Linked DNA regions of Mus musculus: region 1 is linked to region 2. The links are chromatin loops, found by intact Hi-C in ENCODE. Cell type or tissue: left cerebral cortex. All regions are shown on one strand. Links, peaks and the distances in the headings refer to the core of each region. The heading gives the core; the rest is flanking DNA.

What was found. Hi-C counts contacts between places; a loop is a spot of excess contacts. Peaks named below come from ENCODE experiments on the same cell type or tissue, not always from the same donor. Only the 100,000 strongest peaks of a DNase experiment are listed, where the experiment ranks them.
Region 1: a loop joins it to region 2, with 2.4 times the contacts of the local background. A loop is called at or near these places in 2 of 42 quality-filtered maps.

What each region holds. Positions count from the first base shown.
Region 1 is chr12:69,534,866-69,539,251 of GRCm38, forward strand. No RefSeq gene overlaps it. Among named protein-coding and RNA genes, the nearest start is that of Gm46353, 14 kb to the right of the region's middle. In left cerebral cortex, for the core only: a CTCF peak has its summit at 2,628; DNase peaks (open chromatin) are centred at 2,634, 3,297 and 3,818; H3K27ac peaks cover 1,794 bases.
Region 2 is chr12:69,449,910-69,454,295 of GRCm38, forward strand. No RefSeq gene overlaps it. Among named protein-coding and RNA genes, the nearest start is that of Gm40434, 9.7 kb to the right of the region's middle. In left cerebral cortex, for the core only: no CTCF peak of the experiment used is centred there; no DNase peak of the experiment used is centred there.

The DNA.
Region 1 (4,386 bases), core at 231-4,230, 85 kb after region 2:
GCCAGGACAGCCAGGGCTACACAGAGAAACCCTGTCTCGAAAAACAAACAAAAAAAGTAGTTTTTAAAAGTCTGAAAAAGGAAGTCTTCCTGCATCAGTTTGCACAAGTCAGCTCTTCGGTTTCTCATGGTTAAGTGGGCTCTCATAGTATTCTGTAGTGGGACTATACTACTGCATGCTGGGGACAGAGCGCCCACACTGCTTAGTCAGGAGAGTCCTGACTCAATGGCAGATGTGGAGGCCTGGATGCCACCAGCTATGTGGCCCAAATGCTGTGTTCTCTCAGGACTTGAATGTTGAAGACCTAATGAGATTGGAGCAGAGCCTTTGCAAGGTGAGGTTATGAGGGTGTGGTGCGTGACTGATGGGACTCAGTCCCTTGTAAGAAGAGACATGAGAAAGTCCCCACCTCCCACCATGTGGGGACACAGAAGGAAGGCAGCCACCTGCAAGCCAGGAAGAGAGATTTTGGAAGGAACTGAATTGTCTGGCACCTAGATCTCGCACTTCCCAGACCCTAAAACTGCCAGAAATAATTGTCTGTTGGTCAAGCCATCCAGTCTGTGGTGTTTATCCTGGCAGCCCAAACCTGGAAAGTGTTGTGGTAGTAGAGAGGTGGGGACATACAGGATCTCAGGGAATTGGCTGGCCACTAACTGGTTCTGAAGTGTTCATTATTGTGACGATTATTACAAATCTATTGTGGTAGCCACACTATGTATGCTGCTTACCTTCTAGAGGAGAAAGGTGTGGTGGTTTGTATATGCTTGGCCCAGAGAGTGGCACCATTAGGAGGTGTGACCTTGCTGAAAGAAGTGTGTTACTGTGAGCATGGACTTTAAGACCCTCATCCTAGCTGCCCAGAAGCCAATCTTCTCCTAGCGGCCTTCAGTTGAAGATGTAGAACTCTCAGCTCTGCCTTCACCATGCCTACCTGGATGCTGCTATGCTCCCACCTTGATGATATTGGACTGAACCTCTGAACCTATAAGCCAGCTCCAACTAAGTGTTGTCCTTGTAAGAGCTGCCTTGGTCACGGTGTCTCTTCACAGCAGTAAAACCCTAAGACAGAAGGCAAGCAACAGACAGAGCAAGATAGTGTTAGATGGCATTATCTACTGCAGAGAGCAAGGCAGCAGATGAGATGAGAAGCCAGGAGGAGGAGGAAGAGGAAAGAAGGAAGAGGCACAATTCCCCTTACCCCAAACCCCTACCCTACCCCACCCTGCCCTTGAAGCTGCACACAAGGAAACCCCGAACTCTGAACTGAATCACACAGGCACACCTCACTATGTGGGAAGACAGAAATTCGGACCTGTCTGCACCTGAGAAGCACATATTCATCAATGGGGGTGGGGGTGGGGTCTACCACCAAAGGTGAAGGGACTGCAGTCAACTAGCCACAGCAGGGCAACCCCCACAGTGAGATTGTGATGTGGGCGGATAACTTAATAGTGTCCCTTAGGACATGGGTCTCCATGGGTCTCACACCAGTGGGGTCTTATGAGCAAAAAGCCCATGTGCTTTTATAATGGGTTCTCGTCCTGAGAGTATCTATGGAACATGGAGACTGTGTCTCCTGGAGCAAACGCTGGCTTGTTTAGTGTCCAGTATGAAAGGACCCTGTCATTTATGCACAGCAGGGAGACTCCTGTAATCCCTGTACTTGAGAAGTGAAAACAGTTCCTTGGGCAGCAGGAACCCAAGTTCAAAACTAACCTGGGATATAATGAGAGACTCTGTGTGTGTGTGTGTGTGTGTTATACACACACAATTTGTTATGATTTTAATCATGAGGAAAAATAAATGCAGGTTGTGCCACGTGGTACAACGATAACACAATGAGATGCATGCAGCGATCTCAGCACGACCTCCCTCTCTGCTGCAAGTGATTTTTCTACACAGCACGTGGTACTTGGCCAAAGCTACCCTGAATTTCTAGTCTTCCAGCTGGCATTTATAGAAGATAGGAGTGCCTAACCCTGCTGGCACTTGGAAAACAAAATCCCAGGGAAGGGCTCTGATGAACTCAAATGAGGTCCTGTGTTTACCCTAGAATCAGAAAGGGATGGGGGGTGGAGGTCAAGCTATGGTATAACTATGCCTTTCAGAAGGTAAAGAGGGATTTGGGAGCCTCCTGTAACCCAGGACAACAGCAGGGAGAGGCAGTTTTAGCCAGGGAGGGCCAGGTGGTCAGGAGCTGCAGATTCGTGGATGCACCGTTTTCAAACAGAGCGAGTAGGAGGAGGTGAGGCCATTCATTGATGGGAAAGGCAACCCAGCCAGTGTGGGTGTTTGTTTTGAACTTGGTGAATTTAGAATCTTTGGGGACATAATTGTAGAAGAAAGATCACACTGGTCGCTGACACTGGTCGCCGAGGATACAATTCTGCCGGTCAGAAAACCGTGGGCAGACTCAGCTACTGGAGGAAGACCGAGTGTGCCTCCCAAGGTTCCTGGCAAAAACTGTAGAAGGTGCCACCACATTGAGCTGCCTAGCAGCAGAGTCCTCCGGTGTCACCAGGCCACTGGTGAGAGACAGCCTGGCTAATTATGAATGCAATGCGGAGAAGCCAGAGTTAGTAAACCTGCCTGCATCCACATTTCTGTAGAATGCCTGCACTTCCCGTGACTCAGCGAGGGCTCCTCCTGTGGCTTGTTCCAAAGCACACTGGGAGTTGTTGGGCAAATATTTGAACAGCCTTTCGATCTGAAACCCGAGTAGCTGAGCCCTTCAGCTTCAGAGCCTGCAACTCCTTGCTGCCACTAGCTCTTTCTGTCCCTGCTACAGCCAACCCCTGCGGCAGCAGGAACCACTGAGCAACTAATCCCAAACTGGATTTTCCACCAAAAAAAAAATGTCACCAATGATGGAGGAGAGGAAAGATGACCAAAAGTCCAGGGCACCTTGCTCCCACTCAGAGGGCTCGCTTTATCTCTCATGGTCGGGTTACATGCTCATTTCGCGTTCAGCGGGAACTGAGTGTGTGATTAATCTCTTGATCAGGAGTGAGTCAGGCATGGGTGTGAATCCACAAAGTGCTAATTACAAACGTGCTTCCTTCCTGGGAGCCAGTAAGAGAAAGTTAGTAAGGCAAGAGAGAAGTGCTGGGCGGGTCCCTGAGCAGGGACCCAGAAAGACCCCTCCACTCCAGTTCCCCTCCGATCAGGCAGGGCAGAGGCGCTGCGGGTGCGGAATGAGAGACCCTGGCTTCTCTATGAGCTGCACATCTAAAATAAGACTCCACGGGAGACTCTGGGAATTTCCTGTACTTTTTAACTCTCAATGTCCTATTTATAAAGCTTAGTCACTGCAGTTGTTTCGCAGTTACTCCGCGGCGTGTAGAGACAGGTCATAACAGGAAACAGGCTCACAGGAGGCTCTCTCTCAACCGCTGGCTTTGGGGGAATCTGGGTCCGGTCTCCACTTGACAAGCTCAAGGGACTTAACTGGACTGGGTAGCTCTCTAATCTTTCCACTGGCCAGCCACACCCGGCTCTTACATATTCCCGAGGAGGGTCTGGCCTCTTCAAGGGCTTCTTACAGACACTGTGAGGCCCAGCTTCTTGGGAGACCCCCAGGCCCTGGCACAGAGTATGGTCTGAAGGCATCTTTTGCTTCCTGCAGCAAGAACAGACCTGCCCAAGCGTCTCTGCTCGTCCCTGTCTGCATAAAAAGGGCAGGTTCTCCCAGAAGGTTCCAGGCTCCATTGCCTATGTGCAGAAATTGTTAAAAACAATTAAGAGGCAAAGGAGGGGAGAAGAGGGAATGAGCTGAATCCAGCAAAGCTCAGCCAAATGTTTTGCTCCTGTTTCAACCCTGGGCAGAGCCACAAGAGAGAACAAAGCCCTGTTCACTTCCCCATTTCACAGCCACTAAGCTAGCCTCTGAAATCAGGCTCTCTCATCAGGGCTAGTAAACTAACTCCTGTCCCCAGTGTCCCCAGACACTACAGGGCAGAGGTAGCCCCATTTGTTGTTCTTCATGGGGGGCATGGAGTCTTCCCAACCAGAGCCAGCTTACTTCGTAGCTGTAGTTTCTCATAAAGCAAGATGACCAATAGGTGGGCTAAGGCTCTCAACCAACTTTTCTTGGGAGCCGGTACTGGCTTAGCCCTGACTTCTGAGGCTCTGAAGCAAAGAAGGTTTAGATTTGGAGATGTTCCTTGGCTTGAGACATTTTGGGTCACAGTCCCAATAGTGTGGTGGTTTCTGATGGAGCTGGGCCTCTCTTAGCTCTGGGTGTGCAACAGTCAGAACCCAAGATGGTGTCGTGTGCCAGGGTTCCTCCATGTCTTACACTAGAGGTGCAATGGCCCAAGGACTTCTTTGGATGGCATTCCTGGACCGGGGTGGTCTGGTCCATTCTCTGGAATCTCAGGCTCT
Region 2 (4,386 bases), core at 123-4,122:
CACGGCTCTCCATAACACACAGGAAGATGTGACATACATCGTGGGAGAAAAACAAAAAAATCATTGATGGAAAAATTGATCTTACTAGGGAGATTCATCTGTGCTGACATTTGAAATGGACCTGAAACATGGGCTGAATATTGACATTGAAAAAAGGGTGTCAGGCTGGAGAGATGGCTCAGTAGTTAAGAGCACTGGTTGCTCTTCCAGAAGTCCTGAGTTCATTTCCCAGCAACCACATGGCGGCTCATTAATGTCTGCAACTCCAGTTCCAGGGAATGTGACGCCCTCAAACACTAATGCACCTAAAATAAAAATAAATAATTTAAAAAAGGGTGTCACTGGTATTTTTATGGTATGGTGTGTGTGTACACATGTGCACATACATGCGGAGAAGTCAGGCTCCTCTTCAGTCACTCTAGACCTTATTTTCGAAACAGTTTCTCTCACCGAGCCTGGCTCACACTGATTTGGCTAGACTGGCTGGCTTTCTGTCTCCCAAGAAGTGCCATCTCTGCCCTTTCCGAGCTGGCGTGACATTGAAATGAATGTTGGAGATCGGAATGCAGGTCCTTCTGTTTGTACAACAAATCTTTAACAATTGAACCATCTCCCCAGCCTCTGTGTTACGGTGGTATTTCTAGTTCCGGTTGCGTCTATATCTAACCAGTCCTGGCACTTTTGCAGGGCTGGTCTTAGCTGGCTCTCCCGCTCACTGGAACGTCCTGACTATATTTCAGCAGGCGAGCTTTCACCTACTTACAGCTTATGTAGCCTACCTGGGCTATAAGGTAGGCAGTGGCCCTGTCTGGCCAATAAGAAAAACATAATTGCACAGTGATTGGTAATTGATTCTTGGGTAAGCTTGTGCTTCAGTTTGGACTAGTTTGGGAGGCCTTTTTTTTTTTTTCTTTTTTATTCTTTTTTAATTAATGAATTTACTTTAAAAAGAAGAAGAAGAAGAAGTATATGGGGCAGGGCCTCTTCTTTCTGCTGGGCTCTCATCCTGAGGCTTCCTGGGACCTGTCCACAGAGCAACATGTCTAGGAGTACAGCTATCCTTCTATCCTTCATTTGAGCAATCGGAGCCATCAGAAGTGAAACTCTACTTTGAACACTTTAGGAGTGTGAGCCAGTGAGCTCACTTTTAAAGTCATCTTGCACTCTTCCCTAGCAAGGAAAAAAAATCGTACAGAAGTCTTCACTCATTTCCTTTAAGAAGCAGCTGTGGTAGGGGAAGCTGCAGCTATAAAGGGCGTTCCTAAGCTTTTCCACTAGCTGCCTTCCAGGCGAGCTTTTTAGCCCATGGCAACAAAGACCTTCGGACTTGACTCTTAAACTCTCCGGTCTGAGATTTTTTAAAACCATGGCTGACGTCTATGTACTGTGTACTTTTCCATGAATCAGAGAAGAAATATGCAGCCCTGGAGCCACAGAGCATCCAAACTGCCAATCTGTCCTTTGTGCCTCTCCAAGTCTTGTTTTCCATGTGTCACATGACAGCTGGATTTATTAACGGTTGGGTCAATAGATTATCAAGAAAAGATCTATTAACCAAGAAGTAAATTCATTTGTGAAAGAATTACACAGAGGCAGAAGTGTGTCTCTACAGTGTGTCTTCTGCTCCTCTAGGAAAACTCCTGGCTAAAGGCTGCTTCCGAAACTGTAAGAACATCATATCTTTCCCTGTGTGCTGCTATGTATGCCTCTGTTACTAAGAAGGTTTGCCCACGGTCTCTCTGAAGTTCAAACAGCTAGTCAAGGGAGTTTCTGACCCTATTTTAGAGGTGGACAATGAGGTAGACACTGATAGTCAGTATTCATCTATTTTCTCCTTGGTCCCCACAGTCAGACAGACAGATGCAGGTACGGAGTGTTTCCAGGTCAAACTTGAGGCTCTCCTAGGTGTTTGCTCTGGACTCTGCTTAGCTGTGGATGTCCTTGTAATATGGTTCTGGCTATTGTAAAGTGTGGAAATCTTCTGAGGAGTCCTGGAAAGCGGTGCTTTCTAGATATGAAACCTGGCATTTGTGGCTTCTTCCTATCTGGGACATGCGTGTGAGGCTAGCGACAAAGACACCATGTTGTAGCCTTGAGGTAACCACAAAGAAGAAAGACACATGTGAAGGATAGTGGGGCAGGAAAAAACAAAACAAAACCCAAAACAGAAACGATTGAGCAGCTAGCTAATTAATCCAGTAGGGGCAGGGTTCTGTTAGACAACCAAATGTGACCCCCAACTGATTCTGAGAACCTGGGCTGGAAGTTGAGGGTCTTGCTCACACTTCCACCAGAAGTGAGTCTTGGTGTTGCAGAAGATGCAGAATACACCCAGAGAGCACATCCCAGTTTGGTGTTGGGGAGACAGCTGCATGAAGAAACGTTCACAGCATCCTTGAGGTTGTCGTGGGAAGCTGTGGGAGCGACAAGAGGCAAAGCAGAAGTGGAGATGAAGTTGGGTGGACAGAAAGGAAAGCTGAGAAAGGAGATTCTAGCTGGACAAGAGGAGTGGAGAGAGGTAGCATGGAGGAGCCGGGGCCTACAAGCCGGCATGGTGGGGACATGGAGCAGAAGGCAGGCAGGCATGTGAAGGCGGCTGCAGAGACGGCTCATTCAGCCATCGCTACAGAATTAGCCGCCGTCAAAACCAAGTGGCTTAACTCCAGTTAATATCACTTCCCAGAATTCTACAGTTTGAGTTGGATGCAGCTGGATGGTTCTGCTTATAGAGTGTCAGTTGGGGTCTCAACACTCACAAACAAAACAACAAAACAAAACAAAATAAAAAAGACTTCTTTACTTGGCTATCTGGTGCCTCCATTCGACTGCCTAGGCCTCCCTCTCTCCCTTTAGCTTGGGTTTCTGCGTAGCATGGTGACCTCCATATGGTTGGACTTCTTTCCACGTGCAGGCTTCCAGGTGAGAGTCGAAGGTATTGCCAGTGCACTAAATGTGTGGACCCAGAAGTACCAGAGCATTGTTTCATTGTAAGCTCCATCTTAAAAGCATTTTGTTGCTCAAAGCACATCTCAAGGCCTGCCTGGTTAATGCAGAAAGTATCTTCTACTTCTGGTGGGAGAGAGGTGGGTTAGCAGTGGACTTCTTAGACTACCTGTGCAGCGGCCAGGAAGGGCAAAGATGAAGGATGACCAGTCTGTTTCTCTGGGAGGTTGATCTATCTGTGCGTCATACCCTGAGTTTCTGCTTCATGGCTGAAATTGGAGAGGAGAGTTCCTTTCAGACCCCTGACTCATCATAAGGAGCTCAGAGCAGAGTGGCTGGGTAAGGACCGGGCTTTGGACCGCCTTTCATCTCCATGTGAGATGGATTAAGCACAAAGCTGTACACGTGTCATGGAGATGCCTGAACTGAGCCTCAGAGTCTTCTCCGGGAGTCCACAGAGATGAGGGGAACTGAGCCGGGTGCTAGTTGGAGACAGGGTCAGAGCTAAGGCTGCGGCGACCTCGGTGAATCACTGAATCCTGACTAAACCGAGAGACCAGCCAAAGAATCCTCTAACACCTGCAGAAAGGATGAGCAAGAGAGAAGGGGGATGCAGCATCAACTCCAGATTCTCATCTCCTAACTCTCCCAACTCTCACCACAGAGTGCACCCCTCCCACCCAAGAAATAATCAGCTGTCGTCTTCTAGAGGTGGGCAGTACACAGCAGATAGCCTAAGGAGCTGAAACTGTCTCAAGGGCTGAGAATACCTCCACCTCCCCCCAGGGGCTGAAAACACGCCCGGGGCAGGGGTGGGATGGGGGAGTCGGTTGAGAAAACTACTAAGGAAGCTGAGAACATCCTTGAAAGGCTGAGAACATTCCTGGGAGGGATGAGGATATTTGTGAGGAGCTGAGAACACTCTCAAGAGGCTAAGAACACTCCAGAAGGGCTGAGGATACTCCTGGCGGGGAAAGAACACATCTGAAGGGGTTGAGGATACTGGTGGAAGATTGGTAACACTCTCAAAGAGGCCGGGAACACTTTTGAGGGTCTGAGGGGAATGATCTCAGGGGTCTCCTCATGGTATTGCCTACCCTGTACTAAGATTTACCCAGCAAGAGAGACCAAAGGAAGGTCAGATACGTTATAATGGTTAGTGGTCTGGGAGATAAGCTGAGAGGGCTTAGTGAATTACAAGCTGGGCAGTGTGGACAAGGTTTCTAGGTGATGGGATGGGTGTGAGATCCCCCTAGCCCCACAGCTCAGTAGATAAGAGCATCATGGGTGTGTTTAGGAAGAAAGTAGAATTTAGTCAGCAGGCAGCTTGGGGTTTGAAAAAGCAATGAGATGTCTGGAAGGATATGGCTGTGGTGTCTTAGTTAGAGTTTCTATTGCTGTGAAGAGTCACCATGACCATAGCAACTCTTGTGAAGGATAACA